Regions from separate parts of the Homo sapiens genome. Here region 1 is linked to region 2. Evidence: chromatin contacts called from ENCODE Hi-C or POLR2A ChIA-PET data. All regions are on one chromosome and are shown on one strand. Each heading gives the region's core, a stretch centred on a gene start or an enhancer-like site at or near the end of the contact. The rest is flanking DNA. Distances are from core to core; before and after follow the strand shown. Region 1 overlaps RALY (RALY heterogeneous nuclear ribonucleoprotein). Region 2 holds the start of PXMP4 (peroxisomal membrane protein 4).

Region 1 (7,224 bases), core at 2,658-5,157, 300 kb after region 2:
GTGGTTCTTGGCATTGGTTTGAAAGTTCGTCTGGCCCAGGCAAATAACCTTGCTTCTCTCATGGCAAAATCTTCTGCTTCACACAGCCTGCCCCTCCTTTCTGTGTTCTTTTACAGAAAGAAATTAATGGAATCTGTTCAAAATACCCCTGAAATGAAATTACATTTTTAACTCTAATTACCCTAATTAAAACTTGACAGCCGTAATCCTGGAATGGAAGATATGCTAAGTACCCCTTGCCTGTGACAAGCTCACTTACCCAGATGGAATGTTGTTCTGTTCTGGGTTTAGAAGAAAATTTCTTTTGGTGTTTGTTTTGTTTTTTCCATTAGCAATTTAGTCTTCCACCCCACAAATGCCCCAAGGTAGGATAGCTGTACTTGTGGACTACAGGTTTGCCCAGGACCCCTAATCTCAATAGAGGTTCCTTTGCATCCGGAGATGGAGCTCCTAATGATCCTTACTACATACCTTTGAGTTTTTTCTTCAGTTGAGGTTGAACTGCAGCCTTTCCCTCAGTGAAATCACCTGCCTTGGGGAACCAAGGATCTGTACTTGTTAGAAGGCTGTCTTCTGGTCTAGGGCTAAATACGGATTGGGGGTCAGTTTAGGGCTAGTATTTAGGATACAGTTTGAGCCCAGGGACAAGGAGGTCTAAAAATAGGATCCCTCGGCCGGGCGCAGTGGCTCACGCCTGTAATCCCACCACTTCAGGAGGTCGAGGCGGGTGGATCACTTGAGGTCAGGAGTTCAAGAGCAGCCTGGCCAAGTTGGTGAAACCCTGTCTTTACTAAAAATATTTTAAAAATTAGCCAGGCCTGGTGGTGGGCACCTGTAATCCCGGCTACTCGGGAGACTAAGGCAGGAGAATTGCTTGAACCCGAGAGGTGGAGGTTGCAGTGAGTCGAGATCATGCATCTTGCACTCCAGCCTGGGCGACACAGCGAGACTCTGTCTCAAAAGAAAAAAAAAAAGGATCCTTCTGCTCTTCACATAGCTCCAGTTCCTTTAACTCAGCACAGGTGAGAGCAACCTAGTGAGATGCCTGGTCTTGGCCTCTGCTTTAAGTGGTTACCTGGCCAGACCCGAAAACATGATGGGATGGGAGGTAGGGGCAAGCCCATAAAGCAGACTGAAGGATTCTTTGATGCTGTGGGTCGTCTCACATTTCTGCTAGAACCGAAGATCCCCATGTTCTAGTAATCTACTCAGCTTAGAAGCCTGTTCAGTAGGCAGACACTGGGTGCTCTGTTAGGTACTGCAAGGGACACAGAGTTGAGTAAGACACAGTCCCTGCTCTTGAGAAACTTAGAATTCTGGGGGAGTGGGGAGGTAGTGGTGGGTGAGGGACAACCATACACATACAAATTATGTAAGACAGAGCAAGCTTTATTCGGTAGATAGGAAGCTTGGCCGGGCGCGGTGGCTCACGCCTGTAATCCCAGCACTTTGGGAGGCCGAGGCGGGCGGATCACGAGGTCAGGAGATCGAGACCATCCCGGCTAAAACGGTGAAACCCCGTCTCTACTAAAAATACAAAAAATTAGCCGGGCGTAGTGGTGGGCGCCTGTAGTCCCAGCTACTTGGGAGGCTGAGGCAGGAGAATGGCGTGAACCCGGGAGGCGGAGCTTGCAGTGAGCCGAGATCCCGCCACTGCATTCCAGCCTGGGCAACAGAGCAAGACTCTGTCTCAAAAAAAAAGGAAGCTTGAGTGCCCACTGTGTACCAGGTTCTGAAAATAGTGTATAGACATATGAAACACAGTTCCTGTTTTTCAAGAACTCCCAGTAAATTAGATAGGCATGTGAAGGTTCACCGTAACACATGTAAGTGGAGGATGTGCTGGACAGATTACCTGGGAAGGAGGCTAGTCAGGGAACATGAGGAAGGATTAACTCCCATGGGGGTGAGGGGAGGAATCATTGGCAAAGACTTCTCCCAGGTGTTGGCATTTGGACTTGTCTCTGAGTAGATAATATTGGCAAAGGGATGGAGAAAGTCATTGAGGATGTTAGGGAACAGCATGAGGAATGGTAGAAGCTGCCAAATTACAACTCAGTGTGATTGGAGTGCAGTGTGCAGGAAAAGGATGTGGTAGAGGATGAATAAGGGTAGAGTTTAAACCATCCTGTAGGCAAAGGGGATCCACTGAGGTTACAGGACTGTGGTAGGAATAATGGATTAGTCAACAGGTGATTGGAGACAGATTAGTTAGAACATGTCAGCAAACTGGTGGGGCAAATCTAGCCCATTGCCTCTTTTGTAAAGTTTTACTGGAACACAGCCACACTCATTTGTTCATCCATGATTGCTTTTGCACTACAGTGGCAGAGTTGAATACCACGCAGACTATGGTAGCCCACAAAGCCTAATTACTATCTGATCCTATACAGAAAAAGTTTGCTGACCTGTAAGAAAGAAGGTAGTTATGCAAGTTCTGTAAGAGAAGATAAATGTCAGAACTAGGCCTGAAATGGATTGCAGGTGTTTGAAGAAGGGACATGATTTAGTAGAGAACACCTGTCCTACCTACCGCTCAAAACTATAAAAATCAAATTTGCTGAAAGTCATTGTCTTTTTCTTTTTTTTTTTTAATTAGTTTATTTTTTTTGAGACAGAGTCTCACTCAGTCACCCAGGCTGGAGTGCAGTGGTGCAATCTTGGCTCACTGCAACCTCCGCCTCCGGGGTTCAAGCGATTCTTGTGCCTCAGCTTCCCAAGTAGCTGGGATTACAGGCGTGCACCACCACGCCTGGCTAATTTTTGTATTGTTAGTAGAGATGGGGTTTTGCCATGTTGGCCAGGCTGGTCTTGAACTCCTGACCTCAAGTGATCTACCTGCCTGGACCTCCCAAAGTGCTGGGATTTACAGGCATGAGCCACTGTGCCAGGCTGAAAGTCACCGTCTTAGTCCATTTTGTGCTGCTGTAACAGAATACCATAGACTGAGTCATTTACAAACAATAGAAGTTTGTTTGGCTCATGCTTCTGGAGGCTGGGAAGTCCAAGATCAAGGGGCCGCCCGCATCTGGTGAGGGCCACGTTGCTGCATAAAAACCTGGCAGAAGGCATCACATGGTGAGAGAGAGTGGGAGGGCTGAACTCACTTTTATAATAAACCCACTCTCAAGATAGCAGACACTTTCCTGCAGTAATGACATTAATCCATTCATGAAGGCAGAGCCCTCATGCACTAATGTTGCCTCTCAGAGTCCCCTGTCTCAACATTGTTGCTTTGGGGATTAAGTTTCCAACACATGAGCTTTAGGAGACACATTCAAACCATAGCAGTCATGGCCATAAAAGGATACTTGATACACAGGCAAGTCCTGATTTGCCTTTATTAGCTGCGTGACCTTGGGCCAGTCACTTAACTCAGAAGTTCGGGTGAATATAATAAGTAGAATATGGTGAGTAGAATAAAGAAAAGACTCATCAGTCAGATCTTCCTCAGGAGACGGAACTCTTTTTAAAAAATTTGTTCTTTTAAATTTTTTTATTATTAAAAAAATTTTTTTTAATTTGTTCTTTTAAGTTTTTTTATTATTAAAAAAAAATTTTTTTTTAAATAGAGACGGGTCTTGCTCTGTTGCCCAGGCTGGTCCTCAACTCCTGGCCTCCCAAAGTGATCCTTCCACCTTGGCCTCCCAAAGTGCTGGGATTACAGGCATGAGCCACCACACTCAGCCTTCTCTTTCTTTCCTTTTTTCTTTCTTTCTTTCTTTCTTTTTTTTTTTTTTTAATAAAGACAATGTCTCACTTGGCTGCCCATGCTGGTCTCGAACTCCTGGGCTCAGGTGGTCTCCTGTCTCGGCCTGCCAAACTGCTGGGTTTATAGATGGGAGCCACCATGCACAGCCTGGACAAAGCTCTTATTCTCTTCTCTATACCTTATACCTCACCCCTAGTTTTTAAGTTTGAGGGCCCTCTAGTGGAAAAGACAGATACCGTAGAAAATCTGGATCATAGTATGAGTTGAGAAGTTGGGGATGGGTAGGCAGAAGGTTTTGATCACTCAAAGCAGCTGATGTTGTGGGTGGAGGGGCTTATGATACTTTGAGACACCCTATACCTTTCCCCTCCATAACTGTTGACACTTGTTCTGGCCAGTTTGAACTTGTTTCTGCCCCTCAACTGCCAGAGCACATAAGGCCCCTACGAAACTAAAGGCTGGCTTTATCCCTCAGTCACCTTTACCAAACAGAAACTTTGTAAGTGCCACTTGATGTCCCTATGTGCCTCTCCCTGCCACTCTACTGAGCCTCCTATGCCTCACTTCCTTTTTCCTTCAGCACTGTGCATCTGCCCTGAAGGACGGAAAAAGTACCATCTAGGGAGACCACAGTGGTGAGTTTTAAGCTCATTTCTGCCTTCAGCTTCCTATGTGACCAAAGGCAATTCATTTCATGTCTCTGGCCCTTCTGTAGGCTCCAGTGCAGATTATCTTCAGCCACTTTTTGGGACTTGGGATTTCTTCTCTAAGCCTCCAGCTTCATAGCATAGCATTTTTTCCCCCAAAGTTCCCCTCTCTTTTCAATCTAGAATATTAGTATATGCTCAAAGATCATTTGCTTGAAATTCACTACCTTCACCTGTGAGGAGAGTAGTCGTATCTGTTTTTATTGGTAGAGTTCCAGGAACTGGCAGTCAGTCTGACTGCTAGAGTGGAACAGACCCCGTCAGCAAGGCATGATGTCTCCAGGATGGGCTGTGTAGTTCAGTACAGACAAACTTTTGGCCCTGGGAATCCAAGATACAGTAGAGGAAGAAGGGCCAGGCACTAGTCTAGGCAGTTTACGTAATTTTTTCCCCTCATTTATCTTCACTATTCTGAGGTAGGTGATTTAATCACCATTTTACAAATGTGAGGACTTAAGTTTTAGAGAGTATCATTTGGTAGACAGTGACTGACTCATTGTGGATACAGGAAAACAACTGAATATTTCTTGCTCCCAAGTAGGGAAGAGTGGTAGAAGAGACAGGCAAGTGAACGGTGGTCAAAGCACCAAGGATACCCAGTTTTGGTGGGAGAGCCATGGCTTAAACCTAGGTCTATCTGCTAATTGTTTCTACTATATGCTGCCTTCCTTACAGAGGGGTGGAGAGAGCAGCAAACCCAAGTGGACATCCAGGCTGGCAAGCAGTCTCTGGACAATGGCCATTGGTGGGGAGGCCTGTCCTTGGATTTTGAGTTGGGCTTTAGTTCGAGGGGGTGGGGGTCTGAAGTCTTAAGCGGGTGACTAAGGCAGGGGCTCTCATGTGGAGCTAACCCCATTTATAGAATAAAGCACCTAATTTTGTGCACTCTAGAAAGTGAAGCCTTATGGTCAGCACTGATCATATGCTGGAGTATCACAAGAGCCCCACAGTCAGTCTATGGTATAATAGGGCCAGAACCAGTCTCCTTATTCCCAATCAGGCCACCTCTCACCTCACTCAGACTTAATACAGTATAGAATAACTTTGGAGGGGACCTCAGTGTGGAGGCTGGAACTGCAAATTTCAAGCTTACATATCAGTTTTTGAATAGGTATTCAAAAACCAATGACAGGCTGGGTGTGGTGGCTCACGCCTGTAATCCCAGCACTTTGGGAGTCCAAGGCGGGCGGATCACCTGAGATTATCAGGAGTTCGAGACCAGCCTGGCCAACATGGTCTGAGTGAGGTGAGAGGTGGCCTGATTGGGAATAAGGAGACTGGTTCTGGCCCTGCCACTGACTTCCCTCTGTGACTTTGGACAGATTCCCCTCCCTGCTCTGGTCTTACCTCCCTTTTTATAAAATGGTTGAGCCCTTCCAACTCTGGTCTCATCAGGGGCATGAAAGCCATTTTCTACACAGTCTCAGTTGCACAGAGCAGTGTCTGGTCGGAGCTTTGGTGTGTTGGTTACTGATTATAAAGCTTTAGATTCTCACTTCCAGCTCAAGAGGGGGAAGGGGAACCATCCAACTGTCTCATTAGCATGGAGAAAAGAAAACAGTAATTACTCGTGCCTCCCTTGATAATTCCTGCAGGGTTGGATCTTCTAGGGAAGGAGGAGGGGAAAACTAGAGATAGCTTCAGCTGAGAAAGGAGAAATGCTGTTAGCTGCCCAGAAAATGCAGAGGCAAGAATGATTGTCTTGCACATCTGTTGTATTCTGTGGACGTTCCTCCAGGCAGCTTGGAGACTGCCTAGATTGAGTTTCATCTATTTATGGCATGCATTATGTTCTCATACGTGAACATGGGTTGGGCTCAAGACCCCTAATGTCACCTGTCATTAAGAAACCAGCTGTCCTCTAGGGCCTACTTTTTGATACACTGGGCATCCTGACACCTGTCTTTGTTTGGGAGTATGGGAGGGTTTTACTGACCCATTTTGTGTCCTGGCTGCATTTTTTATTATGTTGTGAGGTCATTTTTTTTACCCCCACAGCAACACAGCCAGTAGTTTTATTATGCCTGGGCATAGGCAACCATACAGTAGAGCCAGTCACAAGAGTCAAGGTCAGGTATCCTTGTGAGGGGAGGAGTCTGGGAGAACTGCAAGACCATGGGGTTTAGTAAAGGCTGGGATAAGCAAGCCTTACAGAAGGGTTGAGGCAGTTTTGAGGCTGAGGGGTTAGGGGGAGCTGGAACCCAACTGTCAAATAGATTGGCAAGTTGGCTTGTGGGACAAGGGCTATTTGCCCTGTGCCTTTGCCCTGTGCCAGTCTTTTACTCCCTGTGTGTGGTCGGTTGTGAGCCCTGAAGTGCTGACTCTAGCAGAAATGCGTTGGAGGCTGCCTTCAGGGGAGCCCTGCCTGAGGGAGCCTGGAGCCATTAGGCTGAGATTATCTCCCGTGGCTGCTCACTGGTGCCTTGGTTGCCACCCCAGAGGCCTAGAGAACGCAGCTTCCCTTTCTCTTCCTCTCTCCTGAGGAAGATAACCCTTCAGCAACACGTCTCTCTCTCTCTCTCTTTTTTTTTTTTAAGACAATCTCAGTCTGTTGCCCAGGCTGGAGTGCAGTAGTGCAAACACAGCTCACTGCATCCTCCGCTGCCCGGGTTCAAGTTTTTCTGCCTCAGCCTCTGGAGTAGCTGGGACTACAGGCATGCACCACCACACCACACCCAGCTAATTTTTGTATTTTTAGTAGAGACGGAGTTTAGCCGTGTTAGCTAGGCTGGTGTCGAACTCCTGACCTCAGGTGATCCGCCCACCTCAGCTTCCCAAAGTGCTGGGATAACAGGCGTGAGCCAC
Region 2 (7,480 bases), core at 1,324-3,823:
CTTTCCCCTCCTCATTTAGGGATCTAGGAATGACGTGAACAAGACCATGTTTACTTTCATTGTTTTAACTATACTCAGATGAATAGTAGAAAGACAGTGGTATTTGGGCCAAAGCCCTGCCATGTTTTGCTATGTGAGCTTGGATAAATTAGTTAACCTCTCTGAACCTCCCTTTTCCCATCAACAAAAGGTATTCTCCATTTTACAGAATGGCTTTTGGCAGTTACGCACATATAAAAGTTCCTAGGTCAATCAATATTAGTGTCTCTTCTTTTCTTACTCTTCTTTATTGGACACCTCCACCCCTACCCCTATCCCTAAGTTCTCCAGGTACCCAACCCTGGTCTTACCAGGCTACAAGGTCTAAAAATCCTGACAGCCTCCTTGAGACAATGGTCATGAGCCACATACTATTGTCTCCCCAAATATACATGAATGTTCACTGCAGGCTTGTTTGAAAAAACAAAAGACTGGAATCAAACCTGTGTCCAAGGCTGGGTGTGGTGGCTCACGCCTGTAATCCCAGCACAATGGGAGGCCGAGACAGGCCGATCACGAGGTCAGGAGATCGAGCCCATCCTGGCTAACACGGTGAAACCCTGTCTCTACTAAAAATACAAAAAAATTAGCCGGGCGTGGTGGTGGGTGCCTGTAGTCCCAGCTACTCAGGAGGCTGAGGCAGGAGAATGGTGTGAACCTGGGAGACGGAGCTTGCAGTGAGCCGAGATTGCGCCACTGCACTCCAGCCTGGGCAACAGAGCGACACTCCATCTCAAAAAAAAAAAAAAAAAAAAAAAAAAAAAACTTGGCAAAAGGGTTACTGATGTTATCTCAGGGCACATCAAGGATATGCCCTTGGCCAGACCCAGTGGGAACCAGTTCTACCTGACTCTTGAGTGTCCATGGGAGCCAAGAGCCTGGCACTGGTGCCAGGCATCCTTGGGTTTGAATCCCGGCTCCAACCGTGACCAAGTGCTGTGGCCACGAGCAATGGGTCTACCTCTGAGCTACAGCCTTTTCATCTGGAAAATGGGGACAATGGCAATTCTGATCTTGCACACTTATTCATTCATTCAATAAATATTTCAGAAACTACTAAATACCAGGTGCTAGTAATACACCAAGGAACAAAATAGATAAAGTTATGGCCTCATGAAACTTTCTTTTTTTTCCTTTTGAGATGGAGTTTCACTCTGTCACCCAGGCTGGAGTGCAGTGGCACAATCTCAGCTCACTGCAACCTCCACCTCCTGGGTTCAAGCGGTTCTCCTGCCTCAGCCTCCCATGTAGCCGGGACTACAGGCATGTGACACTACACCCGGCTAATTTTTGTATTTTTGGTAGAAACGGGGTTTTGCCATGTTGGCCAGGCTAGTCTCGAACTCCTGACCTCAGATAATCCGCCTGCCTCGGCCTCCCAAAGTGCTAGGATTACAGGTGTGAGCCACCGTGGCCAGCCTGTGCTAAGCATTTCACACATATTGACTCAATCCTGATAGTATAAGTACTAGTACCATGCCCATTTTACAGATATTGAGGCTTAGAGAGGCTAAATGACTTCCTCCAGATCACACGGGTAGGTGGGGCCAGGGTTCAAGCCAAGGCATCCACATCCTTCCCACCATCCCACGTTGCCACTAGGATGCCAATTCTGGGGGACACAAACCACTTTCTCTGGTTTGTTCTCTGCTTTGTCCCCGGTTCTGGCACTGTAGGCCCTCAATAAATGGTGGCTGTTATGCACTAGGTTTAAAGGAGACTGAGCTCCCCTCTAGGCACCAGCCAGGGCAATGACCCCAAGACCTCTCTTGCAGGTAAGATGCCAGGATAGTTGCAGCTTCTTTTACATTCATTGTCACGTCCCAGGAGCCCCCTGAGCCGAACGGGACTTAGCGCTGGAGTCCTACAGGTGAGAAGTGAGAAGCAGGATGCAAGCCCATGGGCAAGCTTCATGGGGACAGAATAGACAGGAGGCATCCGCCTGCCAGCTAGAGGCCAGAGTCCAGTTCCCCATTGTGCAGATGGGGCCGTTGAGGCCCAAAGGCACACAGAGAGGTGAGGTGAACTGAACCCAAATGAGGGGATACAGAAGCTGGCATGGGAGGAGTCAAAGCAAGAGGGCCAGGCTGCAAAGGTTGGAAGACCCAGAAAATGTGCAGTGGGAGCCCCAGTTCAGAGCTGGGAAGGCGCGCAAGCCAAAATCCAGCTCCCATTGCACAGATGGTGACCTCCGAGACTTAGAGACACACGAGGACTGCTCCAGGGCAAACAGCACCGCGGCATCGGACTTCGAACTCGCGCCTCTGACCCCAGGCAGGACATCCCTCAGCCCCAGCCCGGCCCGACGGCCCCACTCACACAGCCCCGTTCCGGAAGCCCTTAAGCACGGCCAACGCAGCGTGGTAGCGGCGCTTGCGCAGCAGTGCGTTGACGACTACGAGCAGAGCCCTTAGCTGCGGCGGGGCTGCCATAGTGCGGGCTGCGCGCAGGGTCGGGGTTAGGAACTGTAAGCGCACTGACAGCCGGAGGTTCCAGCTGCGCGCCCACAGCCCCTCGGTAGCGCCGCCGACTCGTGGCGTCTATAGGCTGTTTCTGCGTCACTCATGCATGGAAGACCAATCAGAGAGCGTACTTGTCTCATGGGACAATAGCACTCATCGAAATAGTTGTCTGACTGGAAGAGAAAGGAAAGCTTGTAGCCAATCACAGTGGGCTCCGCCCAAGGTCACACACGATTTGTCCAATCAGAAGGCACTTTCCCTTGGGCCATGTTGGGTTCACGAGTGGGTTTGGAAGGAGGCGTGTACTTGGAAGGAGGGCTCCTGAATGAGGAGTGGCCCTGCTTAGAGATGGGATGGGCGACAGGTGATGATACAGGGAGGAGCAGGGCCCCATCTTTATGCGAGATAGTTCTGACTGGGATATCCTTTACCATAGCGATCTTCCCAGAGTGTCAGTCACATGGCCCCTCAATGGCTTCCATGTACGTATGTATGTTTTGAGATGCAGCCTCGCTCTGTCACCCAGGCTGGAGTGCAGTGGCGCGATCTCGGCTCACTGCAACCTCCACCCCCCAGGGTTCAAGCAGTTCTCCTGCCTCAGCCTCCTGAGTAGCTGGGACTACAGGCACCCACCACCATGCCTGGCAAATTTTTTTGTATTTTTAGTAGAGACGGGGTTTCACCATGTTGGCCAGGCTGCTCTCCTGACCTCAGGTGATCCACCTGCCTCGGCCTTCCAAAGTGCTGGGATTACAGGCGTGAACCCAGCCGGCGTCCACTTATTCTTAGAATCCAAACTCCTCCCCAAGGCCCAAGAGAGAAGACCTCCTGTGATCTGGTCCGTGCCTCTCCCTCTGACCCCACGTTCCAGCACTTGCCACCTCACTGCTTCCCAGCCAAACAGCCTCCTTTCTGTTCCTTGGGCCAAGAACCCTTCTACCTCAGGGCCTTTGCACTTGCTGGTTCCCTGCTTGATATTCGCCATCCTGGGCTCTTCCCATGATGGGCTTCTTCTCATCCTTCAGGTTTCAGCTCAAATGCCACTTCATCAGAGAGACTTTCTGAGACATCCAATTTGAAGTAGCACTGTCCACTCTGACTCATTACCCTGGCTCTTTTTTTTTTTTTTTTTTTTTTAGACTGAGTCTCGGATCTATCACCCAGGCTGGAGCGCAGTAGTGTGATCTCAGCTCACTTCAACTTCTGCCTCCCAGGTTCAAGGGATTCTTCTGCCTCAGCCTCCTGAGGAGCTAGGACTACAGGTGCATGCCACCACGCCCGGCTAATTTTTGTATTTTTAGTAAAGACGGGGTTTCACCATATTGGCCAGGCTAGTCCAAACTCCCGACCTTGTGATCCGCCCGCCTCGGCCTCCCAAAGTGCTGGAATTACAAATGTGAGCCATCGTGCCCGGCCACCCTGGTTCTTATGTGTTTTTTTTTTTTATAGAACTTTTGACACTTTAGACTTGTTTACTATGTGTTCATTGTCCATTGCCCTTATCAAACTGTAAATTCTATGAAGGAAGAAATCTTATTTGTCTTGTTTTCTGCTGTAACCCCAACACTAGGCACATGGTGGGTACTCAACACTTGCTTGTTTAAGCAACACATAGTTTTGGGTTGTCATCTCTGAGAGCATTGATGGGTGACATTAACATATGATGTCACTATGTGGAGTTGTCACTGAATAACAGCTACACACTGAGTGGTGGCTGTGACTTGTGAGGGTGTCCCCTGGTACTTGGGCCATATGGTATTTACCAGTGATGTTATTTGCTCAGTGTCAGGGGACAATTTCAGAGGTCAATGAAGGAGGGAGTTGTGCTGGGCCTATTTTGTCACTGAAACTGGGTTGTCCGGGATTTTTCTTTTGTGATGGTAGGCTACTTTATTCAGTTCATCCTTCCTCTGAAGATAATGACTATGTTAGATAATATATTAAAATATCCTCTTAAAAACACTGAAGTTCCTTGGCTGGGCACAGTGGCTCATGCCTGTAATCCCAGCACTTTGGGAAGCCGAGGCGGGCGGATCACTTGAAGCCAGGAGTTCGAGACCACCCCTGACCAACATGGTGAAACCCCGTCTCTAAAAAATTAAAAAACAAAAACAAAAACAAAAAAACACTGAAGCTCTGCCAGGTGCGGTAGGTAGCTCACGCCTGTAATCCCGGCACTTTGGGAAGCCAAGGTGGGTGGATCTCTTGAGCCCAGGAGTTCAAGACCAGCCTGGGCAACATGGCGAAAACCCATCTCTACTAAAAATACAAAAATTAGCCAGGCCTGGTGGCACACACCTGTAGTCCCAACTACAGGTGCGGGAGGATCACCTGAGCCTGGAGAGGTCAACACTGCGGTGAGCGGTGATCACGCCACTGGACTCCAGCCTGGGTGACTGAGACCCTGTGTCAAACTGAAGTGCTTAAAAGTATGAGGAATGTGGCCGGGCACGGTGGCTCACGCCTTTAATCCCAGCACTTTGGGAGGGTGAGGTGGGTGGGTCACCTGGGGTCGGAGTTCGAGACGAGCCTGACCAACACAGAGAAATCCTGTCTCTACTAAAAATACAAAATTAGCCGGGCGTGGTGGCACGTGCCTGTAATCCCAGCTACTCAGGAGGCTGAAGCAGGAGAATCGCTTGAACCCGGGAGGCAGAGGTTGCAGTAAGCTGAGATCGCGCCGCTGCACTCCAGCCTGGGCAACCAGAGCGAAAGTCCATCTTTTTTTTTTTTTTTTTTGAGACGGAGTCTCGCTCTGTCGCCCAAGCTGGAATGCAGTGGTGCGATCTTGGCTCACTGCAAGCTCCACCTCCCGGGTTCACGCCATTCTCCTGCCTCAGCCTCCCGAGCAGCTGGGACTACAGGTGCCCACCACCACGCTGGGCTAATTTTTTGTATTTTTAGTAGAGATGGGGTTTCATCATGTTAGCCAGGATGGTCTCGATCTCCTGACCTCGTGATCCGCCCGCCTCCGCCTCCCAAAGTGCTGGGATTATAGGCGTGAGCCACCGCGCCCGGCCCGAAAGTCCATCTTAAAAAAAAAAAAAAAAGTATGAGGAATGCTCAGGCCAATTATGGAGTGAAAGCTGGTAACCAGATGCTTAACGGGAAGATTGGGATATTGGAGCACCAAGGCTACTTATGACATGAGGGCGTTTACCAATATTAAACCTGCAAGTTTCAGCTTGTCAACCACACAGGGCAAGAGGGACACAAGTGAAAATCTAGGGCCTCCCCAGGTGGGGAGCCATATAGCAGATCTCCTCACATTAAGCTGAGCCCCAAAGGGTGTTGCCCTCAAGTCTAATGTGAAATGAATCCACTGCACAACCCACACCACCAGCCCCTAGGAACTACAGAAAAGGCTGCCTTGGTGCTAAGCAGAACAGCTGAAGGAGAAGGAAAGAGGAATTTTTTTTTTAAAGCTCTTCCTTAGGAAGTTGTGATCATTGATGAGTTTTTTTGTACCCCAGGGAGTAGAGCCTGATATAATAGATCAAGAAAGCTCAAGCTATGAACTGGGAACCTGGTTTGAGATGATAACCGAGTAGATGTGCTCTCCAAACCCTTGGCAAAAAGGAAATACAGGCCGGGCACAGTGGCTCGCGCCTGTAATCCCAGCACTTTGGGAGGCTGAGGCAGGTGGATCACCTGAGGTCGGGAGTTCGAGACCAGCTTGGCCAACATGGTGAAACCTCATCTCTACTAAAAATACAAAAATTAGCTGGGCATGGTGGTGCGCGCCTGTAGTCCCAGTCACACAGGAGGCTGAGGCAGGAGAATCGCTTGAACCCGGGAGGCAGAGGTTGCAGTGAGCCGAGATCATGCCACTGCACTCCAGCCTGCCAACAGAGCAAGACTTCGTCTCAAAAAGAAAAAAAAGAAGAAAAAAAAAAGCAAAAATTAGCCCAGCATGGTGGCAGGCACCTGTAGTCCCAGCTACTCGGGAGGCTGAGGCATGAGAATCACTTGAACTCAGAAGACGAAGGGTGCAGTGAGCCAAGATGGCACCACTGCACTCCAGCGTGGGCGACAGAGCAAGACTCCATCTCAAAAAAAAAAAAAATTGTGCTCACGAAATTTAAAACTTAAAAAAATCAATATTGGGAGCAAAAAACTATTTATTTCATGGCAGATTTGAAAAGGAACCAAACAGAATTTCTAGAAATCTACTTCTACTGCTCCCATGAGGAGTCAGTCACAAAGTCCTGACATACGGCCCGGCATCAGAAGGTGTTTCGAAACTATTTGGTTTGGCAAGTTCTTCCTGGGTGCTCTCTTTTGCTAAGTACTTTCTCACATAGTTGAATAAGTTTCTGCCCTCAAGGGGCCCTGCAGGGTGCTAAGGATAGAGTTGCAATAATGGGGACGCTTATTATCTGGTGACCTTTTTAATTTTACGTAACTCTGAGTTCCTCAGTGCAGGGCCTGTTTGTTCACCTTTGCCCAGTAAGCACTTACAGAGAGTACAGTACTGAGTACTGCCTGTGGGCCAGGGATTGTTTCCTGAGTGCTTTCTTTTCTTTCTTTCTTTCTTTTTTTTTTTTTCTTTGAGACACAGTCTTGCTCTGTCACGCAGGCTGGAGTGCAGTGTGGCGTGATCTTGGCTCACTGCAACCTCCGCCTCCCAGGTTCAAGCCATTCTGCTGCCTCAGCCTCCTGAGTAGCTGCGATTACAGGCACCCACCACCACGCCCAGCTAATTTTTGTATTTTTAGTAGAAATGAGGTTTCACCATGTTGATCAGGCCGGTCTTGAACTCCTGACCTCAAGTGATCCTCCCGCCTGGACCTCCTAAAGTCACCGCGCCTGGCCCTAACCTTTTTTTTTTTTTGAGACAAGAGTCTTGCTCTGTTGCGCCCAGGCTGGAGTGCAGTGGCGCAATCTCGGCTCACCGCAACCTCTGCCTCTCAGGTTCAAGTGATTCTCCTGCCTCAGCCTCCCTAGTAGCTGGGATTACAGGTGCCCGTCACCATGTC

The links. A loop is a pair of places that touch in the nucleus more often than their neighbours do. ChIA-PET counts read pairs that join two places held with the same protein, here RNA polymerase II (POLR2A). Pooled maps may share reads with other maps.
Region 1: a pooled map shows a loop between it and region 2 (3-fold over the local background). The contact joins the enhancer-like site here to the promoter of PXMP4 in region 2. A Hi-C loop is called at or near these places in 3 of 50 pooled maps. POLR2A ChIA-PET finds 5 or more read pairs at or near these places in 4 of 52 experiments (CD8-positive, alpha-beta T cell, GM10248, PC-9 and 1 more).

Annotation. Positions count from the first base shown.
Region 1 is chr20:34,018,369-34,025,592 of GRCh38, forward strand. All of the region lies in intron 1 of RALY (RALY heterogeneous nuclear ribonucleoprotein), which reads left to right. Among named protein-coding and RNA genes, the nearest start is that of MIR4755, 27 kb to the right of the region's middle. RefSeq lists a silencer at 6,695-6,989. Within about 2 kb of position 3,908, at least 5 of the 41 ENCODE cell types and tissues checked have a DNase peak (open chromatin) inside an H3K27ac peak, as active enhancers do.
Region 2 is chr20:33,717,737-33,725,216 of GRCh38, forward strand. PXMP4 (peroxisomal membrane protein 4) reads right to left here and starts at 2,574. Exons shown (of 4, transcript NM_007238.5): 1 at 2,359-2,574. The coding sequence starts at 2,471. RefSeq lists an enhancer at 2,121-2,170.